Linked DNA regions of Homo sapiens: region 1 is linked to region 2. A link is a loop called in an ENCODE intact Hi-C map of the cell type or tissue named here. Cell type or tissue: mammary epithelial cell. All regions are shown on one strand. Each heading gives the region's core, and the rest is flanking DNA. Links, peaks and the distances in the headings are about the cores only.

Region 1 (10,537 bases), core at 3,282-8,281, 140 kb after region 2:
CTCACTGCAAGCTCCGCACCCCGGGTTCATGCCATTCTCCTGCCTCAGCCTCCCGAGTAGCTGGGACTACAGGTGCCCACCACCACATCCGGCTGATTTTTTTGTAATTTTAGTAGAGACGGGGTTTCACAGTGTTCTCCAGGATGGTCTTGATCTCCTGACCTGGTGATCCGCCCGCCTCGGCCTCCCAAACTGCTGAGATCACAGCAGTGAGCCACTGTGCCCAGCCACGTTACTCTTTTAAACGTGTACCATGGAATCCAGATACTCTAGCAGTTTGATACACTCTACCACCTATTTAGCCAACTGACCTATGACAAGGTGCTCTAACAGCATGATCAAATAGTAATGGGGTTGGTAAATGCAAAAATGATCGAGGGAGTGACAGCCATTCTTCCATGGACTTGCATCTCATGTCAAATTTTGCCACCATGCAGATACTGATGAACAAACATTAAGTAGCAAAGTTACTTCAAATCAGTTCTTGCTACTTTTTCTGTAAACTCAGTGACACACCAGCCCTCTGTTCTTTTATGTGCTTCAACTACTCTTTGTCTGAAAGAGTCACTTAAGGCCAAGAACAACATTCTATGGAAAGATTATGTTATATGAATAATTAGCACCAGCCATCTAGTATTCCTGTTAAGCCATTAGCTGGAGTCAGGACTTAGGGAATCAAGCCTAGCATATAGTCTGTTAAAACAAATATAGATAAGTGTCTAAAGTATGTTTAGCCAAGCCACATATCTGAATTCTCTTAATTATGTCAAAGAGCCAATTTCCAATATCCATCATGCTGATCAACAGGTCAGTATTTCTATTAATTAAAACCCATTTCTGACATTCACAATATTCATTTAGAAAGCCTCAGTTCTAATGGAGACGTGGATAATGGAAGACTTTTGTTAGCTGTATTTGGATTAGAAAGTTCCCTTTTAAATCCCCATCTGATCACTCCTGGACCGCATGTTTTTCATTAAGGCAACGGACTTCTCCTATAGTGAAAATTTAAACTAATTGGAACAAACAAAAAATACTATATATGTTGAAATATTTTAAGATTATTTATAGACATTGTAAAAATTCATTAAAAAAATACATGAACACATTTTCTTATCAGTCAGAAGTTTGAGATCGTTTTGTTAGCTTCTTGTAGTTATATTTCTATCCTACTTTTTCCTTTCTAATTTTATCTTATTCTTTAAAATCCTATCTTAATTACCCTATCTCATCTTTCTATAACAAAAATATTTACTGGAGCTTAAGTTATCTTGTAATTTTCTCTGACTATAAGGCTTTAAATGTAGAAAAAAATTATACACATAATCAAAACACAGACAATTTGAAACAATCATTAACTTAAAAGGAAAATTTTCTTGATGGGACACCTCTCATGGAATTGGTAGTGGCTTATGTTTTCCTCTGGTTGGTTCACATATCCATAGATGAACATGACCAATTTCTAGAGTGAATTAGGGTTCAGCTACAGCTGACTCCTATTTTTCATTTTCATAGATGTAAGTATGGATAAACTTTGTTTCTATAAAAATAAATGTTAATAGAAAGGATTTTGTTATGGCTGGTTTAGAGCAATGGAAACTGTACAGAGCTGAGAGTCATGGCCCCAACTTCTGTTTCAGACATAAAAATGACATGTCCTTGGGAACTTGCTAGGTCCTGGATTCCTCCTTTATAAAAATACAGGATAGCCTAGAGGAGTTTTATGCTCTTTATAGCTCCATCATTCTATAATAATATGAAAAAAGGTAGATTAGAACCACTTGGCCTTATTAGGTAGATAGTATATTTATATATACATATAAATAAAGGAAACTGATATAAATATGAGGTGAACACCTGCCTTTAAGGTGATTGTAACCAAACTGGCTAGCAAATAACATTAATTAAGTAGGGACCAAATCAAGATTGCATATAGTTAAATGTTAAGTATCATGATACAGACAAGGTAACAGTTACATTAAAGGTTCAAAGATGAGTCAATTAATCGGGGCTAAACTCTGCAGAGGAGACTTCATGGAGAAAGTGAGATCTAGAGAGGACCTTATGGTTAAACATGAAGGAAAGCAGACATGACAGAAGCCTGGTCTAGAGGGAGCAAGGTGACTGTGTGGATACTTACTGCTAAGGAGTAGAGGGGCTGAGGTAATAGGCACGGCCCTCAATAATCTGAGGGCCCCGGGATGCAATTAGAGACAATTTATAACAGATTCTAGTTATTCATGGCAGTTATGAGGTCACCACGAACACTGAATTAGCAAATACGGAATTTTTGATCCTAGGGGAAATTCAGGGTTAGGTTCCTGTGGGCCTCTGTTCGCATTTTCTACAACCAAGCAATACATAACTTTGTTTGATATGTGTTTCTGTTTAAAGACACTTTATATATGTTGCCAACTCATTAACATCGAACTCACTACCAACACATTGTAGCTTATGCTTTGACAGGGCTTATCTAATATACGTGTTTTCTCCCTGAGAAATATTCCAGGCTTCTTGCACTTAGGAGCACTATGTAGCACTTGAGCCCTACAATTGGGTGTCATTTTAAACAGCAAAATTATGAATGAATGGCACAAAAATATGAGACAACATGGCACTAAATAGACCATAGAAGGGACACTTGTTTAAAGTCTGAGAGCTGAAACAAGAAGGCAGAGTGTTGCCCTGTTCAACCTCAGCTGGGAACATGCACATTGGGTGACTCAAAATTTGTTGCTCTGCGCATGCCTATGAGTGACCCTGAAAGCACTTGAGTGTTGATTTTGGGATTACAGAAAAATTTTATCAAGTAGATGAATTCACAAATAGGAAATATGTAATAATGCGATCAACTATATTTTGATGAGGCAGGCTGTAGCCAGCCATTAACAAGATTTCAGCAGTGGAACAATGCAATGAGCTATATTTAGGAAGCCAGCTTGGTAATCCATTCACTCAATTATCAATCGTTTAAAGAAAACTCACTGTGTATTAGAAGTTGCACAGACTGCTTGGAATGCAAATGAATAAATATGGTGCCTGCCCTTAAGGAAATCACAGGTAAGAAGACTCAGTCTAAGGGAGAAGCCTGGGCTGGCAATGGGGAGGATGAGGGTATCAAAAGTCTTATTGCCAGAATAATTCTTAAGGTGATGAGGACCTGGTATTGCAAAGTGACTGTGGGAGTGAGGAGGGGGGGCAAACAAAAAGAGCATTAACTGGCTTATATTTTTGCTTGAATATTACAGTGAGGAAGAACAACTCCCATACATTTCATATTTAAGGCTGAGGAAGGGTATGCAAAAAAAAAAAAAGAAACTTAAAAAAAAAGAGAAAGGGATGAAGGTATGTGCTTCTGCTCCAGTGAAAGAACATGGCTTCCTCAAAGTGGGAGGCTTGTGAAGGGAAGTCATCAGGACTGCTGTTTGCTTCAACTGTCATTATTTTTAAATTGAGAATGATGAAAATTTCATTATGTAAAATTAAGAATGAAATAAATCAAAACCAAAAGACTAGATTTACTGCTGCCAGTGGAACACACAAGTTTTCCAGATTCCAGATATCTTATTGTTTCTATTTAAATCAGCTCTGAAAAATCTAGTAACAAAAATCTATTAACATCGTCCATCTACAATAACCCAAGTTCAGCAGCAAAGTGCTTAACTGTTAACCTTTTCTTGGTAGATGCATGTTGCTTTAATTGTTTTCTATTTTCTGATTTTTGGGAAAATATTTTCTCTTGTATTTAGAGAAATAAGTATATAATATCTGGATTTATTAATTAATAACATTCTCCTTATACTGCTTTGGGGCAGCTTTGGAAGAAGTTTATAGTTCTGGGGTAACAGATCCCAAACTGGGTTTCATTTTTTTCATCTAGAGTTTGATAACCAAGATCGGATAACATCTGCCCCAAAGAGCTTCTCCTTTTCCTAGGCAGGCTCATGAGTTGGCTGGGTTTTCATTTTGACTCAAGTAAATTCACCAAATAATAATCTGCTCTCTGAGTGCCAGGCACTGTGCTGGGCCTGGGGATGAGAAAGATAGAAACATTCTTATTGCCAAAGAATTAGCAATTATCAAAGGCTAAGGGAGTCTTCAGGCATTAAATTTTGCTTAGTGCTTTACCTTGCAGACATTAACCTCTCATTGCCAAAGTGAAAGGTGAAAGGAATAGAAATGTGAATGGTAGAGCAAGAAGAGACCATCTGCTTGGCCAAGGCTCTGCTTTCGGACGCTTCTAAGCACCTCTTAAACTCATTGGGTAACGAAGACTTTCAAAATCCAACCTTTATAATGAGAAAGAAAGCACATTCTGGAAGAAATGTGAATCAAGGCAAATACCTTCACTGAAAACATTTTCCCACTTCTCTCATTTGCTTTTTTTCTTCTCCAAAATGCCTATCCCATGAAAATACTCCTTCTCTACTCCATACCATGAACAGTTTCTTGTTAGGAAATAAACAGCAAACAAACTCAATGCATTGACAGGGTATTATTGGTAATACAGGTGCACATGCAGAAGCATAAAAATAATAAGACATTTCAGGCTGCCTTGAGGGTTGCTATTCAGGAAAGAGTTTGATAAGGGAGTGTTTCACACAGCATTCTACTTGCAGATGCATGCTGAGGGTTATCTTGTCCTTGTTAACCTGGAGAATAAATTCTCATACCCTCCCTTAGCTTTTATTACCAGAAAACATGGTCTTTGTTTTAATAAATGTCTGTGACTCTAAAGGATTATTCTAGTAAGGTCACAATACCAATGTGTTTTGAAGGCCACAACACCAAAATTCTATAAATGCAATATTGTGAGGGCTGTTGAGAAATGAGGATAATAGGCTGATTTAGTCATATGCCTCTTCATGTAATTGCTGAAAGCAATACGAAATCATTTGGTTGCATCTGTGGGATATGATGGGACCTGTTTGCTGCAGGAAAGGGAAGGCAGCTGCCTGTGGGTGTGGCATGAGGAAGGAAGGAGCTGCCCACTCTAATGATGAGTCTTTCTGGTCGCAAAGTCTCATCCTTCCAGTCCTAAGAGCAGAACACTAGAGAAAAGTAATTGCCTCTTGAAGGACTAGTTAAAACAGAAATTCCCTACTTTGTGGAACTGCTATAATTGTAAAAGATTGTTGCATGTATGAAATGAGATAATCCATGTAATGTGCATTGTTTAATTGTGTATATATTAGCTGCTGCTATTACTTTTATCATTGTTATCATTCAGAAGCTCTTGCACTGACTACCAGGGTCTAAAGAATTTGTTGGTCAAACCTCACCTCCTCTAAGTGATGATTCTTTGTTTTGACTGAGCCCAATGGCACTGGTACAAGTCACTTGCTAACACAGGGGTGCAGCTGTGTTCAAATGAGTCATGTGGATGTCCTGTATTTCACTTTTGATGATTAGATGGAGAAAAATTAACACGGAATAATATAAAGTCTAATAAGTCATACTCCACTTCTGAGAAATGTGTTTTGGTTAACAAACTCTTTTCTAAGGTATAAATAAACTGGGTTTCATTTTTCTCATCTAGAGTTTGATAACCAAGATCGGATAAGGCATGAAGATGTGTTGATGCCTAGAGTGTGTAGGAAGGGGAATCTTGCACTTGGGACCATTGATGAAAGGCCGACTTTGTTTGGAGGAATGGCCTGGTGGAGTGCCAGCCCCTGGGTGCCTGCAGGACCAGGCCGGTAAGAAGGAGGTAGGAAGGTGAGGGAGCGTACTTTGCCGAGGGCGGGTGAATGGCTGATGTGGCACTGAAATTCCCCAGCAGGCTGCCTGTAGCTGGCTATGGGATAGGTTGCCAGTGCCTGGGGTGAGATGTCAAGGCTAGTTTGGAAAGCTGCAATTTAAAAATGTATTGTATTTTTGGCCAGCTCAATGTCTTCTAATCCAGCTTCTGCAGTTTATTCCAGTTCAGCAGTCTCTCTCCTCTCAGTCTTGACTTCTTTTTCTGAAGTTAAAATAGAAAAGAAAAATAGAAACCATGAGAAAAGAGAAGAGCATTTTCCTCCTTTTCCTGGTGGAAAAGTGGATCAGGTTTCTAGGTCTCTTATCTCTCTACTTTTTTCATCTTTATTATGTACACAAGCCAGGGCTTTTAAAGCCTATGCCTAGAAATGCTTAGGGCCTTTTGTATTTTTTTTTTTCAAATTGATCTCTTATGAAGAAGTGCCACCCCTCCCCTAACTGCTAATAGAATTAGTATACTTAAAAATTAATATTCTAGCCTCTTCTAAATACAGAAGTGAAGATAGCAAATTATCTTCGTATTACGTTTTTATACTTACGTGAAAAATCGTAAGTTCCCTTTAGTTATGTAAACAAAGGAGTCTGTTATGTTGAGGAAAGGATCCCAGCAGTCTTTGAATTTTATAAAGACAGCCTTTCTCTGTATTTCCTTGGTATGCAGTTCTCTTAGGAGAACTAGTTGGGATTAATGGACAAATCAGGAAAATAAAATAGACATGATGTGTTTGTACCTCAGACTGGTGAAGTGTGTCAGACCAGTTATATTCCCAAGGGGATTATGAAAGTTTTTCTTAGGGCACCTGAATAGGTACTTGGATGAAAACCAAGGAAATGCAACAGATTGTTGATGCCAGGTTCTCAGTGGGCATTCCTGTAGACAACTGAGAAGTGTAACTGGTCAGGAGAGCATATCCAGAGTGTTTTTGTCAACTTGGAGAGAGAGATCAGGTTAATTCTTATTAAATATCTAACATATAGAAGGCATGCTCATCTCATGAGGGCATTCCTCACCTCACAATGCCCCCTTTCCCAGCCCTTCTCTTACCTGTACCCTAACACTTGTGATTTCCACATAAACAGGCGCTTTGTCTGTCTTGTTCACTGTTGAATCCCCAGTGCTTAGAACAATGTCCAGCCCCCAGGAAGTACTCAATAAATTACCCATTTTAAATTAATAAATGAATTAGCTTAAACTGGGAAAAATATTGAAGTTGTTGAATGACAGACTTAGGACCTTAAAGAGATCTACTAGAATTATAAGTTGAATCTACCATGATAAAATGTAATGGGGAAAAAATGAAAAACCCCACCCTTAGGTCAAAAATCAACTATACAATGTCCCAGATGAAGAGAAACAACTTGGCAATATCTTACGTGAAAATTTGTTCGACAGTAAACACAACATAAATCAGCAATGTGCTATGATTGGGATAAAAATTTAATATGATTGTAGGCCATGTTAATTTAGATATAATATCTAGAATAGAGAAGGTAATAGCACTTGTTTATGTTGATATCAGGTGGTACTTGGAGTAGTATATTCTATTCTTCTATAGTGGTTACTAAACTCAAAAAAAGATATAAGAAATTAAGAGTGTGTTTAATGGAGACTAGTCAAGGCTATGAGGGAACTCAGAAAGTGCAGGATAATTGGTAACATTGAGGACAGTTTTAGGCAGCCCAAGAGAAGGTTCAGTGAGCTTCAACCTCCATGTATCTGAGGAGGAGCTATTCTTTGGAAGAAGTATCATATTTGTTCTTTGTGTTTTCAGGGGCCAAACCTAGGGCAAATGTGTGGAGATTTCAGGAAGACACATGTTATCTCATCAAAAAGAAAGAGTTCTTGGTTGTCTGAGCTGCACTGAGCCTCATGGAGAGTAAGTCTTCTGCTTCTGGAAGTTTTCAAACAGGTTGCAAAAGACTGCAGGCTCAAGTATCCAGCTGAACTTGAGGATGTGTAAGATATATTCAGTAGAGATAAGTTGTGTCGGCAGATGGGGGCTGCTAGGAGAAAGCACATTTTCACTGATTTCAGGGCCAGCCCAACATTAGAATTCTTTCTCATGAACCGCACTGCTGGGATACAATTTAAGAGTATTCTCATTTACCTGGTCTGGCTCTGTGAAACCTGCGTAATGTAACTCAGATCACCTGGAATTTGTAAGGAGGTGCAATTATTCATTTAACAACTATTTATTGAGCACTGGCTCTGTGTACTGAAGTACTTGCTAGAGGTTGAGGTAGAATAATAAACAAGATTCATTTCCTGTCCTTAGGAACCTTAAAGGTATAGTGCCCACAGGACCTCTGCTCTAAAGACTAATATTTCAGCTTGGAGGCTCCATTCTCAGACTTGACTGAGCATTTGGTTCACTGCCTTGTATAATTTGTGTGCTTATTGGTTCTCCACATGGACTAGCATTTCCTTGAATTCAGGGATTATTTCTCATTGTTTAACTTTAGCACAATCTCAAAGCACAGTGGTTGGCATAATAGCTGGTATTCAATAAATGTTTGTATAAACAAAACAAACTATACAGATCACTGCCCTGCAAATGAGTTGAGAACAAGAATATATCCTAGGAAAGTTCGGTGGAGGGACAGTGTCTTAAAAAACTGAAGGAATCATTAAAAAGTCTTCTAGGCCTTGGGGATGGGGGCAAGAATGGGGTGGGGATTGGGTGGGAGTTGACAAATCCAGATTGGCTCCAAGGATGATGAAATCTGGGCCACAGAACCACTAGACAGGCCATGACAACAGCCTGGGTTATGGGAAATGGGTAATGTTGGTCTTTACTAAGGGGTCGCACCAGCCTTGGGAATCACTTAGTGTAACATATCATTCAGTACCAAATCACACATAGAAGAATGTGTTATGGAAATGTCAGAACTTCCAGTTGAGTCATTTAGAGAGAGGAAGAGGAGCAAGTAGTTTCAGAGAGGTCTGAAGCTTGGTTTTAAGTTAGGGAAGTGCTTTTCTTATTGCAGGGAATGTGGCTGGGCTCAGAGGGTCAATTCAGACCAAAAGGGGAGTCTACTAGCTCAAAGATGTGAGGTTAATTCTAATAAGCAGCATTTGGAAGAAGCTGAAGATCCTACAGGATCTGGAAGCCAGGTCTCCCTTGGACAAAGGGTCTGCTCAATGTAGTCTAGCATTCAAAATAGACAAGATTGTGGCAAGAAGAAACCAGAACTGACTGCCAAGCTGAGCCAGCCAGGTTGATCCAGGTGGACACTTACATTTGAATAAACAACATATGTTTTCATCTTAATCAATTTTTACATTTTGAATTTTATTTTATTTTCTCACATTTGTAAACATTCATTTTTCACAATTCCAGACTTAGTGAGTCTTTTTATGAGAGTGTGTGGGGCTAGGAGTGTGATCTCTGGGCTATGGAGACACATTTTTATGTCTGACATTTAGATCTGTCACTTATTTGCTGGGTGTCCCTGAGCAAGTTTCTTCACCTTCCTAAGCTTTAATTTCCTTGTTGTAAAGTAAGGGTGATGATAGTACTTACCTCATAGATTTCTTGAGAAAATTAAAAAATGTCTGTAAAGTCTTAACATAGCATTTGAGTTCCATAAATGTCAACTCTGTGGTTATTGATGTTACTACGGTGAAGAGGCAAGAGGGCACTGTGACGATTGCTGCCTCCAAGCTGAAAGAAAGACGATCCTCATATTTGAGAAGGAAGAAGAGATAAGAAATTCTGCTTTGGGCATGTTGAGTTTAACGAGTCAGTGGGAAATCCAGGTTGCATAAGGGTCCAGAAGTCAGGAACGGATAGGGCTAAATATTTGAATATATGCATCAAAATGCAGAGGTGGTGGGTAAAATAAAATAGAAAGGGAGAGGGGTCTGGCTTCTATATTCAAGGGTTATCAGAAGAGAGTGACTAACGAGGAGATCAGAAGGAACAGCTAGAAATAGATGAAAACCAGGATAAAGGCATGTTGAGAAAGTCAAAGGACGGATGTTTGATTATGGAAGAAGTGGCCAAGGAAGATAAAAGTAAGACAAGACTGGAGGTGGCCTTAGATTTAGCAATGATTGTACCACTTGTTTCTTTTATTAGGGCAGACAAGGGAGCAGTCATAGCAAAAATCAAACTGCTGTAGATTGAAAAATAAAGGAAAGGTAAAATATTCATAATATATGAAGAAAAAAGTCAAATTAAAAATCACATGTCTGGCTGGGTGCAGTGGCCCATGCCTGTAATTCCAGCACTTTGGGAGGTTAAAGTGGGAGGATTGCTTGGGCCCAGGAGTTTGAGACCAGCCTGAGCAACATGGTGAAACTCCACTTCTACAATAAAAATGAAAATGAAAATTAGCCAGATGTGGTGGTTCGCCCCTATAGTCCCACCTACTCTGGAGGCAGATGTGGGAGGATTGCTTGAGCCCCACTGTGATGAGCCATGATAGCAACACTGCCCTCTACCCTGGGCAACAGAGTGAGACCCCATCTCAGAAAAAATCATTTGCCTGTTATAACCCATTGTTATTAAACAATGAAGTTAAAAAAAGAAATATTTACATGGGGGATGGTATTTAAAGCATAATTATTTCTTTTCTAATATCACTTGCTGACTTCTTGTAAAGTCTGGAGGGCTAAGCTTCCCCTAGACTATTATTTTCACTTCTGTGCTGCTTCTACCTGCTTTGGACTTTCAGATCTTGCCTCTGGTGTCCTCTCTGCTCTATACTTGATGGCTGAACTCTGCTTCCGGAGTCTGCTTTTTGGTGCTCTCCAAAGACTGAACAATTACAC
Region 2 (10,537 bases), core at 2,523-7,522:
CTTCCCTACCCACACCCAAGGGGTAGGAGTGGAGCCAAGGGCTTGGAATGCCCATTTCTCTCTGATTCCAGAAAAATCCTTAATTAATCAACTAGCTTTTATTCTCCTCTTCAAGTGACTAGGCAAGGGTTCTTCTAAACTTTTTTTAATGCTGATAACTTTGTTTTTTTTGATATTTTAAAAGTCACATTTCACATGTCATTCTGTATATAGCATAGATTTATTTATTTATTTATTTTTTAACTTTTGTTTTAGGTTCAGGAATACATGTGCAGGTTTGTTACATAGGTACACTTGTGTCATGGGGGTCTGTGGTACAGATTATTTCATCACCCAGGTATTAAGCCTAGTACCCATTAGTTATTTTTCCTGCTCCTCTGCCTCCTCCCACTCTTCACCCTCACATAGGCCCTAGTGTCTGTTGTTCGCTTCTTTTTGTTCATGAGTTCTCATCATTTAGCTCCCACTTATAAGTAAGAACATGTGGTATTTGGTTTTCTGTTCCTGCGTTAGTTTACTAAGGTTAATAGCCTCCAGGTCCTTCCACATTTCTTCAAAAGACATGATCTCATTCTTTTGTATGGCTGAATAGTATTCCATGGTGTGTATATACCACATTTTCTTTTTTAAAAAAACTTTTATTTTAGGTTCAGAGGTACATGTGAAGGTTTGTTACCTAAGTAAACTCATGTTACTGGGGTTTGTTGTACAGATTATTTTATCACCTAGGAATTAAGCCCAGTACCCAATAGTTATCTTCTCTTTTCCTCTCCCTTCTCTGACGCCCTTCACCCTCAAGTGGACCCCAGTGTTTGTTGTTTCCTACTTTGTGTTCATGAGTTCTCATCATTTAGCCCTCACTTATAAGTGAGAACATACGGTATTTGGCTTTCTGTTCCTGAATCAGTTTGCTGAGGATAATAGCCTCCAGCTCCATGCATGTTTCTGCAAAAGATGTGATCTTGTTCTTTTTTATGGCTGCATAGTATTCCATGGTGTATATATACCACATTTGCTTTATTCACTCTGTCACTGATGGGCATTTAGGTTGATTCCTGTCTTTGCTATTGTGAATAGTGCTGCAATGAACGTTCAAGTGCATGTGTCTTTATGGTAGAATAATTTTTATTCCTCTGGGTATATACTCAGTAATGGGATTGCTGAGTTGAATGGTAGTTCAACTTTTAGCTCTTTGAGAAATTGCTGTACTGCTTCCACGATGGTTGAACTATTAATAATTTACATTCCCACCAACATTGTGTAAGTGTTCCCTTTTCTCTGCAACCTTTCTGGCATCTATTTTTTGACTTTTTAATAATCGCCACTCTGACTGGTATGAGATGGTATCTCAATGTGGTTTTTGATTTGCATTTCTCTAATGATCAGTGATACTGAGCTTTTTTTCATATGCTTGTTGGCTGCATGCATGTCTTTGATATGGTTTGGCTGTTTCCCCACCCAAATCTCATCTTGAATTGTAGTTCCCATAATCTGCACATGTCATAGGAGGGACCCAGTGGGAGGTAATTGAATAATGGGGGCAGTTACTTTCATGCTGTTCTTGTGATAGTAAGTTCTCACGAGATCTGATGGTTTTATAAGGGTATATTTTCCCCTTCTGCTTAGCACTTCTCCTTCTGCTGCCATGTGAAGAAGGACATGTTTGCTTCCCCTTTCACCAGGATTGTAAGTTTCCTGAGGCCTCCCCAGCCACGTGAACTGTGAGTGAACTAAATCTTTTTCCTTTATAAATTACTGAGTCTCAGGTATGTCTTTATTGGCAGTGTGAGAATTGTCTAATGCAGTCTTTTTTTGAAAAGTGTCTGTTCATATCCTTTGCCCACTTTATAATGTTTGTTTTTCTCTTGTAAATTTGTTTAAGTTCTTTATAGATGCTGGATATTAATTAGACCCTTGTCAGATGCATAGTTTGCAAATATTTTCTCCCATTCTGTAAGTTGTCTGTTTATTCTGATGACAGTTTCTTTTACTGTGCAGAAGCTCTTTAGTTTAATTAGATCTCATTTGTCAATTTTTGCTTTTGTTGCAATTGCTTTTGGTGTCTTTGTCATTAAATCTTTGCCCATTCCTATTCCAGGATGGTATTGGCTAGGTTGTCTTCCAGGGTCTTTATAGCTTTGGGTTTTACATTTAAGTCTTTAATCCATCTTGAGTTAATTTTTGTATATGGTGTGAACAAGGGGTCCAGTTTTAATCTTCTGCATATGGTTAGCCAGTTATCCCAGCACCATTTATTGAATAGGGAGTCATTTCCCCATTGTTTGTTTTTGTCAGCTTTGCTGAAGATGAGATGGTCATAGGTATGTGGCCTTATTTCTGCACTGTCTATTCTGCTCCATTAACCTGTGTGTTTTTGTACCAGTACCATGCTGTTTTGGTTACTGTTGCCCTGTAGTATAGGTTGAAGTCGGGTAACGTGATGCCTCTAACTTTGTTCTTTTTGCTTAGGATTGCCTGGGCTATTTGGGCTTTTTTTTTGTTCCATATGAATACAAACTAATATGGTTTGGCCCTGTGTCCCCACCCAAATCTCATCTTGAATTATATTCCCATAATTCCCATGTGTTGTGGGAAGGACCTGGTGGGAGATAATTGAATCGTGGGGGCGGTTTCTCCCATACTGTTCTCATGGTAGTGAATAAGCCTCACGAGATCTGATGGTTTTATAAGGTGAAACCCCTTTCACTTGGCTCTCATTCTCTCTCTTGCTGCTGCCATGTAAGAAGTGCCTTTCCCCTTTCACCATGATTGTGAGGCCTCCCTAGCCACATGGAACTGTAAGTCCATTAAGCCTCTTTCTTTTGTAAATTGCCCAGTCTCAGGTACGTCTTTATCAGCAGCATGAAAACAGACTAATGCAGTAAATGAGTACCAGTGGAGTGGGGCGCAGCTGAAAAGATACCCGAAAATGTGGAAGTGACTTTGGAACTGAGTAACAGGCAGAGATTTGAAAAATTTGAAGGGCTCAGAAGAAGACAGAAAAATGTGGGAAAATTTGGAACTTCTTAGAGACTTGTTGTATGTCTTTGACCAAAATGCTGATAATAATATAGACAATGAAATCCACGCTGAGGTGGTCTCAGATGGAGATGAGGAACTTGTTGGGAACTGGAGAAAAGCTGACTCTTACTATGTTTTAGCAAAGAGACTGGTGATATTTTGCCCCTGCCCTAGAGACTTGTGGAACTTTGAACTTGAGAGAGATGATTTAGGGTATCTGGTGGAAGACATTTTTAAGCAGCAAAGCACTTAAGAGGTGACTTGGGTGTTGTTAAAGGCATCCAGTTTTAAAAGGGAAACAGAGCATACAAGTTTGGAAAATTTGCAGCCTGACAATGAGATAGAAAAGAAAATCCTATTTTCTGAGGAGAAATTCAAGCTGGATGCAGAAATTTGCATAAGTAATGAGGAGCCAAATGTTAATCCCCAAGACAATGGGGAAAATGTCTCTAGGGAATGTCAGAAGTCTTCATGGCAGCCCCTCCCATCACAGGTCCAGAGGCCTAGGAGGAAAAAGTTGTTTTGTGGGCTGGGCCCAGGGTCTGCGTGCTGTGTACTCCCTAGGGACTTGGTACCGTGCATCCCAGCTGCTCCAGCAGTGGCTGAAAGGGGCCAACATAGAGCTCAGGCCGTGGCTTCAGAGGGTGCAAGCCTCAAGCCTTGGCAGCTTCTACGTGGTGTTGAGCCTGCCAGTGCACAGCAGCCAAAAATTGGGGTTTGGGAACCTCTGCCTAGATTTCAGAGGATGTATGGAAATGCCTGAATGTCCAGGAAGAAGTTTGCTGCAGGGGTAGTGCTTTCATGGAGAACCTTTGCTAGGGCAGCGTGGAAGGGAAATGTGAGGTTGAAACCCCCACACAGAGTCTGGGGCATGGCCTAGTGGAGCTGTGAGAACAGGGCCACCTTCCTCCAGACCCCAGAATGGTAGATCCACTGACAGCTTGCACCGTGTACCTGGAAAAGCCACAGACACTCAACACCAGCCCATTAAAGCAGCTGGCAGGGAGGCTATACCCTGCAGAGCCGCAGGGGCGGAGCTGCCAAAGACCATGGGAACCCACCTCTTGTATCAGCATGACCCAGATGTGAGACATGGATTAAAAGGAGATCATTTTGGAGCTTTAAGATTTGACTGCCCAGCTGGATTTTGGACTTGCATGGGTCCTGTAGCCCCTTCATTTTGGCCACTTTCTCCCATTTGGAATGGCTGTATTTACCCAATGCCTGTACCCCCATTGTATCTAGGAAATATTTAACTTGATTTTGATTATATAGGCTTCTATGCAGAAGGGACTTGCCTTGTCTCAGATGAGACTTTGGACTGTGGACTTTTAAGTTAATGCTGAAATAAGTTAAGACTTTGGGGGACTGTTGAGAAGTCATGATTGGTTTTGAAATGTGAGGACATGAGATTTGGGAGGGGCCAGGGGCAGAATGATATGGTTTGGCTGTGTCCCCACCCAAATATCATCTTGAATTCCCACATGTTGTGGGAGGGACCTGTTAGGAGGTAATTGAATCATTGGGGCAGGTCTTTCTCATGCTGTTCTCATGATAGTGAATAAGTCTTATGAGATCTGATGGTTTCGACAAGGGGAGTTTCCCTGGGTAAACTCTCTTTGAGTGCCGCTATCCATGTAAAGATGTGACTTGCTCCGCCTTGCCTTCCACCATGATTGTGAGGCCTCCCCAGACATGTGGAACTGTAAGTCCATTAAACCTCATTTTCTTCCCAATCTCAGGTATGTCTTTATCAGCAGTGTGAAAACAGACTAATACACAAACCCACAGCCAACATCATACTGAATGGGCAAAAGCTGGAAGTATTCCCCTTGAAAACCATGACAAGACAAGTATGCTGTCTTTCATCACTCCTATTCAACACAGTACTGGAAGTCCTGGCCAGAGCAATCAGGCAAGAGAAGGAAATAAAGGACATCTAAATAGGAAGAGAGGAATTCAAACTATCCCTGTTTGCAGGTGATATGATTCTTTATCTAGAAAACCCCATAGTCTTGGCCCAAAAGCTCCTTCAGTTGATAAACAATTTCAGCCAAATTTCAGGATATAAAATCAATGTACAAAAACACTAACATTTTATACACCGACAACAGCCAAGCCAAAGGCCAAATGAGGAATGCAATCCCATTCACAACTGTCACAAAAGATAAAACAAAATAAAGTAAAATAAAATAAAATAAAATAAAACACCTAGGAACACAGCTAACAAGGGAGGTGAAAGATCTCTACAATGAGAATTACAAAATAACTGCTCAGAGAAATCAGAGATGACACAAACAAATGAAAAAACATCCCATGCTCATGGGTAGAAAGAATTAATGTAATTAAAATGGCCACACTGCCCAAAGCAATTTACAGATTCAATGCTGTTTCTATCAAACCACCAATTACATTCTTCACAGATCTAGACATGGATTTATGAAAGTCTACTTTGAGCCTTAGTATATGTTTGAGCCTTAAAACTTATGCAACTAAAATTCTTTGTTCTCTGGCTGTGTAATGTTTTGGCGCTGACCCTGAGGCATGAATGTTATCTGACTCATCGGTAAAGGCCAGAAGACAAAGAATAGGTGGGAAGTACCTAGTTAATATATGCGAATTTCATTCTACTACATGTGTACTCTCATTTGGCATCATTCAAACCCCAAACTGCCTCCTATGCAAAGGGAGAAGTTGTATTTGTCCTTGTGTAAGTGCTTTTTGAACTGGCTTCCAGAAGGAGCATAGAGGATGCTGTTAGGCCAGGATTTCTCTCCTTCTCACTCATCTTACTCATGCCAGATTCATATATTCATCATGCGCATATTTAGTCAAAACAGCTCAGCCTTTTATGTTTTTTAAATATATTGTGGAGCTGTATATAATCTAATTTAAATAAAGAATATTGCTAAGAAAAATACTTTGAAAATTTGTTGTATCTAAATAGGATTACACAAATGATTTTTCAAACACCCAGATCCATTTGGGAATTGGTTTCACTTGTATGCTATCACTACTTAACTGCAATCAGCTCCTACTTTTAGCTATGAGTAAACAATTCATCCAGAATTTTCTAACTTTTGATGAAATCCTTCAAGTACAGTAAGTCCTCACTTGACCTTGTTGATAGGTTCTTGAAAATTGTGACTTTAAATGAAACAACACATCATGAAACAAATTTTATCAGAGGCTAATTGATTTAAACAAGAGTTAAGTTCCTATGGTATGTTTCTGGTAACAAAAACATTACCAAACTTCTGACCCAAAACACTTCTAATATCAAACATTGAAATAAGTGTGAGCTATATACATATATTTAAGAAAGATTAATAAGAACGAGTCAGATAATTATTTACCCAGTTTTTGGTGAATCAGTGAGTGATGGCAGTCTTCGTGGTGGTGGGTTAAATCAAAGAATAAGTGTCTGCAAAGTAAAAATGGTAGAGAGCACCTCCTCCCACCACGCAGTTCAAACACAATTACAAATATTCATACCACATCATTTATTGTCATGCATTTGGATGATTATCATAGATTTTATGAATTTTAAAAATTGTTTTATTTCATTACAAATTTGTATTTGGCAATAACTTGTGTTCATTTATTTATTTTGCAACCCACTTATTCCAGTTCAGAGTCGTAGGTGGCCTGGGAGACTATCATGGGGCAGCTCAGGAGGCAAGGTGGGAACCAGCCCTGGACCGCACGCCATCCCATCACGGGGCACACTCATACCCACACCCACACTCACTCAGTCTAGGACAATTTAGATATACCGATAAACCTAACATCTTTGGGATGTAGGAGGAAGCCGGAGAACCTGGAGAAAACCCAAGCAGGCCTGGCGAGAACATGCAAACTCCACACAGACAGTGATCCCTGCCAGGAATTGATTTTGCTTTTTCTCATAAATATTATAACAAAAGTGTGTTGAATAAAAACATGATTCGAGAACCTGGTATCGTACTCATTTACGATACCAGTATGTTCCAGCTCTGGGGAGTATAATATCAAAAGGCCTGGCAGAAAACTTCCTCTCTTCCTTATAATGCTTGCTCTCCCCATAACATTAAAAATCTTTGGTTGTTTGTAGGGCCCAGGGTAAAAAAGCTTTATTTATTATTTTCACTGTTACCTCTTTCCTTTTCGGAGACACAGAGAGAATGAAAATAAAAAGGCTTTTCCATGCTTACATGAACATTTCCATTTCTGTTGACTAAGAATAAACAGGGACTATTTGGTTGTTTTGGCTAATTGCAATGTAACTACTTACACACTCCTCTTTTGTCATCTGTAATCTTGCACTAACCTTGAAACTACTCTTCCTTCCTTTATTGCTCTCCAATCTTGTCTACTTCTAACATGTTATTACTGAATGTTCTTTTCTAAAATATACATGTGATCATATCACTCTTAAAAAACTTTAAAGATTAAAAAATATATTTTATAGGACTAATTCAAACTCTTTGCTTTAGATCATGAGATCTTTCATGATTTACAGCTAAGACTGGTAATGAACTATTACTATGTGTCTCTTTATGTGTGAGTCAATATGATAGGACATTTCAATGAACCCCATTTAACCTTCACAAGAATCCTGTGAAGTCAGTAGTTTTATCTCCATTTTTTACAATAAAAAAGCTGAGCTTAGAGAGATTAAATAATTTCCCCCCAAATAATGAATAGCATATTCTTATCTGCCACTGATCTCTCCTAAGCAGCCACATGCACCTAAAGCACTGAAGTCTTCATCGATGTCGGGATTGAACTGTATTTTCCTCATGCCTCTCTAACTTTCCTTATGCTGGATCTGCTGCCTGGAGTGAGAAGAAATCTTGTTCACTGGTCAATCTTAAAGAAAGCTTCAAGGTCCAGAAACCTGCCCTTTACTCTTGTTTAACCATTTTGTCTCCTGGAGAGATGGTTAGACGCACCCACCCTTGTGAGCCAGTAACCCTGGGTGGATATGTCAAATCACTAGAGGGTGAATCCCAGGTATGAAAAGTGTCCTGCCCTCACTCATCACCCAGGGACTGCTGATATCACCAAAAAACTTTTCAAGAAATTGAGGAAGAATAGAATATAGAGGAATTTTAAGTTACTGTAGTATTCCCATTATAGACGATCTAATGCCCATTGATTTTTCCTTCCTTTTTTATTAAAAAATCTTTTTGATATATTGAGACCAATGTGCTTACACAAAAGGAGTTAGTGCCCACATATTCAAATGTCCAATAGAGAGATTTCTCTTATATTATAGGTGTATTGTATTTTTTAATTGAAAGTGTTTATTGTGGTAAAATACACATAAAACTTATCTGAATTTTAAGTGTGCAGTTCAGTGGTGTTAAATATATTCACATTGTTGTGCAACTAATTTCCAGAACTTTTTCATCTTGCAAAACTGAATATACCCACTAAACAACAACCCACTATACCCACTAAACAACTCTCCATTCTTTCCTCCCCCTAGGCCCTGCCAACCATCATTCTTCTTTCTAGTTCTATGAGTCTGATGATTCTAGATACATTATACAAACAGAATCATACTTCAACATTCTCAACATGTATTCATGTTGTAGCATTTCCTTCCTTTTCAAGGCTGAATAATATTTGTGTGTGTGTGTGTGTGTGTACCACATTTTGTTTATCCATTCATCCCAATAGACACTTGGGTTGTTTCTTCCTTTTAGCTCTTGTGAACAATGTTGCTATGAACATGAGTGTACCAATATCTTTTCATGTCTATGCTTTCAATTCTTTTGAATATTGTATTCATCTCTTCTCACATTGCTATGAAGAAATACCTGATACTGGATAATTTATAAAGAAAAGGGGTTTAACTGATTCATGGTTCCGTAGGCTGTTCAGGAAGCATGGCAGCATCTGCTTCTGGGAAGACCTCAGGAAACTTACAGTTGTGATAGAAGGCAAAGCTGGAGCAGGCATCTTCAAATGGCCAGAGCAGGAGAAAGGGAGAATGGGGAAGGTGCCACACACTTTTAAACAACCAGATCTCATAAGAACTCTATCATGAGAATAGCACCAAAGGGAGGGTTCTAAACTATTCATGAGAACTCCACCCCCATGATCCTGTCACCTCCCACTAGGCCTCTCCTCCAACGCTGGAGGTTACAATTTGACATGAGATTTGGGAGGGACACAGATCCAAACCATAACAGATATATACCCAGAAGTGGAATGGCTGGATCATATGGTAATTCTATTTTTAATTATTTTTTTGAGATGGAGTTTTGCTCTTGTCACCCAGGCTGGAGTGCAATGGCTCAATCTTGGCTCACTGCAACCTCTGCCTCCCTGGTTCAAGCGAGTCTCCTGTCTCAGCCTCCCAAGTAGCTGGGATTACAGGGGCCCACCACCATGCCCAGTTAATTTTTGTATTTTTAGTTGAGATGGGGTTTCATCATGTTGGCCAAGCTTGTCTTGAACTTGTGACCTCAGGTGATCCACTTGCCTTAGCCTTCCAAAGTGCTGGGATTACAGGGATGAGCCACTGTGCCTGGCCTTATTTTTAATTTTTGAGAAATTATCTTAATGTTTTCCACAGTGGCAGCACCATTTTTACATTAGTACCAACAGTACACAAAGGTTCCATTTCCTCTACATCCTTTCCAACACTTGTTTTATTTATTTATTTATTTATTTATTTTTGATAGTAACCTTCCTAATGAATGTGCTAGAAGTGGTTTTGAGTCAAGAGAAACTCTGCCTAAAATATCAGATAGGTTTTTTTGTGTTTTGGACCTCTCTGCCTCAAGGGTTAAATATAATACAAGAGAGGCATTTATTATCCTTTGCTATTTTAATAAAAACATCAATGTTCATAGAGAAAGCACAGTTGATTAGAAAAAATAAGCTCAGATCTTTGTCCAAGTCAGCAATGCTTACTTGAAACCAGGAGGTTCCACCACAAAACCACAACCTATGAACTACCTTCCTCCTAAAGGCACCTTCCCTTAGGTGCAGTCACAGTATCTAAGAGGAACTAAGAAGGTGTTAGGGTGTTAACCTTAGAGATCTGACTTTATAAAGTATTAGCAATTGTCAAACTCCCCAACTACACTAAGAGTTTCTGGAGGACAGGGGTTGTTCCTGTAAATCTCTCCTGGCATTGTGCAGGGTTCAGAGAAACACATTCAATAAATACATGTTTGGTGCCTGCTATGTACAAGTCACTCATCCTGGGAGTCACTGGGGATATGGCAGTGAACAAAATAAACAAAAATCTCTGTTCTTAAGGACCTTAGAGTATAGTGGTAGAGACCTATTATAAATACAAGGTGTATATGAAATAGCTGATGAATACTATGAAAAAAAGCAGAAAAGAAGAGTAGTAAGTGGCAGGAGAGGGATGGTTGCAATTTCAAAAAGATTTAAGGAAGGCTCACTGAGTTGTGGCATTTGGCCAAAGACCCAAAGGAAGCAAGGGAGTGAGGCACACTGATGGCTTCTAGGGCAAAAGTGTTCTTGGTTGAGAGAACAGCAGTGCCAAAAT

What was found. Hi-C counts contacts between places; a loop is a spot of excess contacts. Peaks named below come from ENCODE experiments on the same cell type or tissue, not always from the same donor. Only the 100,000 strongest peaks of a DNase experiment are listed, where the experiment ranks them.
Region 1: a loop joins it to region 2, with 2.2 times the contacts of the local background. A loop is called at or near these places in 1 of 110 quality-filtered maps.

Annotation. Positions count from the first base shown.
Region 1 is chr3:102,184,812-102,195,348 of GRCh38, forward strand. No RefSeq gene overlaps it. Among named protein-coding and RNA genes, the nearest start is that of ZPLD1, 240 kb to the right of the region's middle. RefSeq lists an enhancer at 9,894-10,537. In mammary epithelial cell, for the core only: a CTCF peak has its summit at 5,780; DNase peaks (open chromatin) are centred at 4,940, 5,340, 5,720 and 7,920; H3K4me3 peaks cover 130 bases; H3K27ac peaks cover 4,705 bases.
Region 2 is chr3:102,048,001-102,058,537 of GRCh38, forward strand. No RefSeq gene overlaps it. Among named protein-coding and RNA genes, the nearest start is that of RDUR, 110 kb to the left of the region's middle. In mammary epithelial cell, for the core only: no CTCF peak of the experiment used is centred there; a DNase peak (open chromatin) is centred at 5,581; H3K27ac peaks cover 1,293 bases.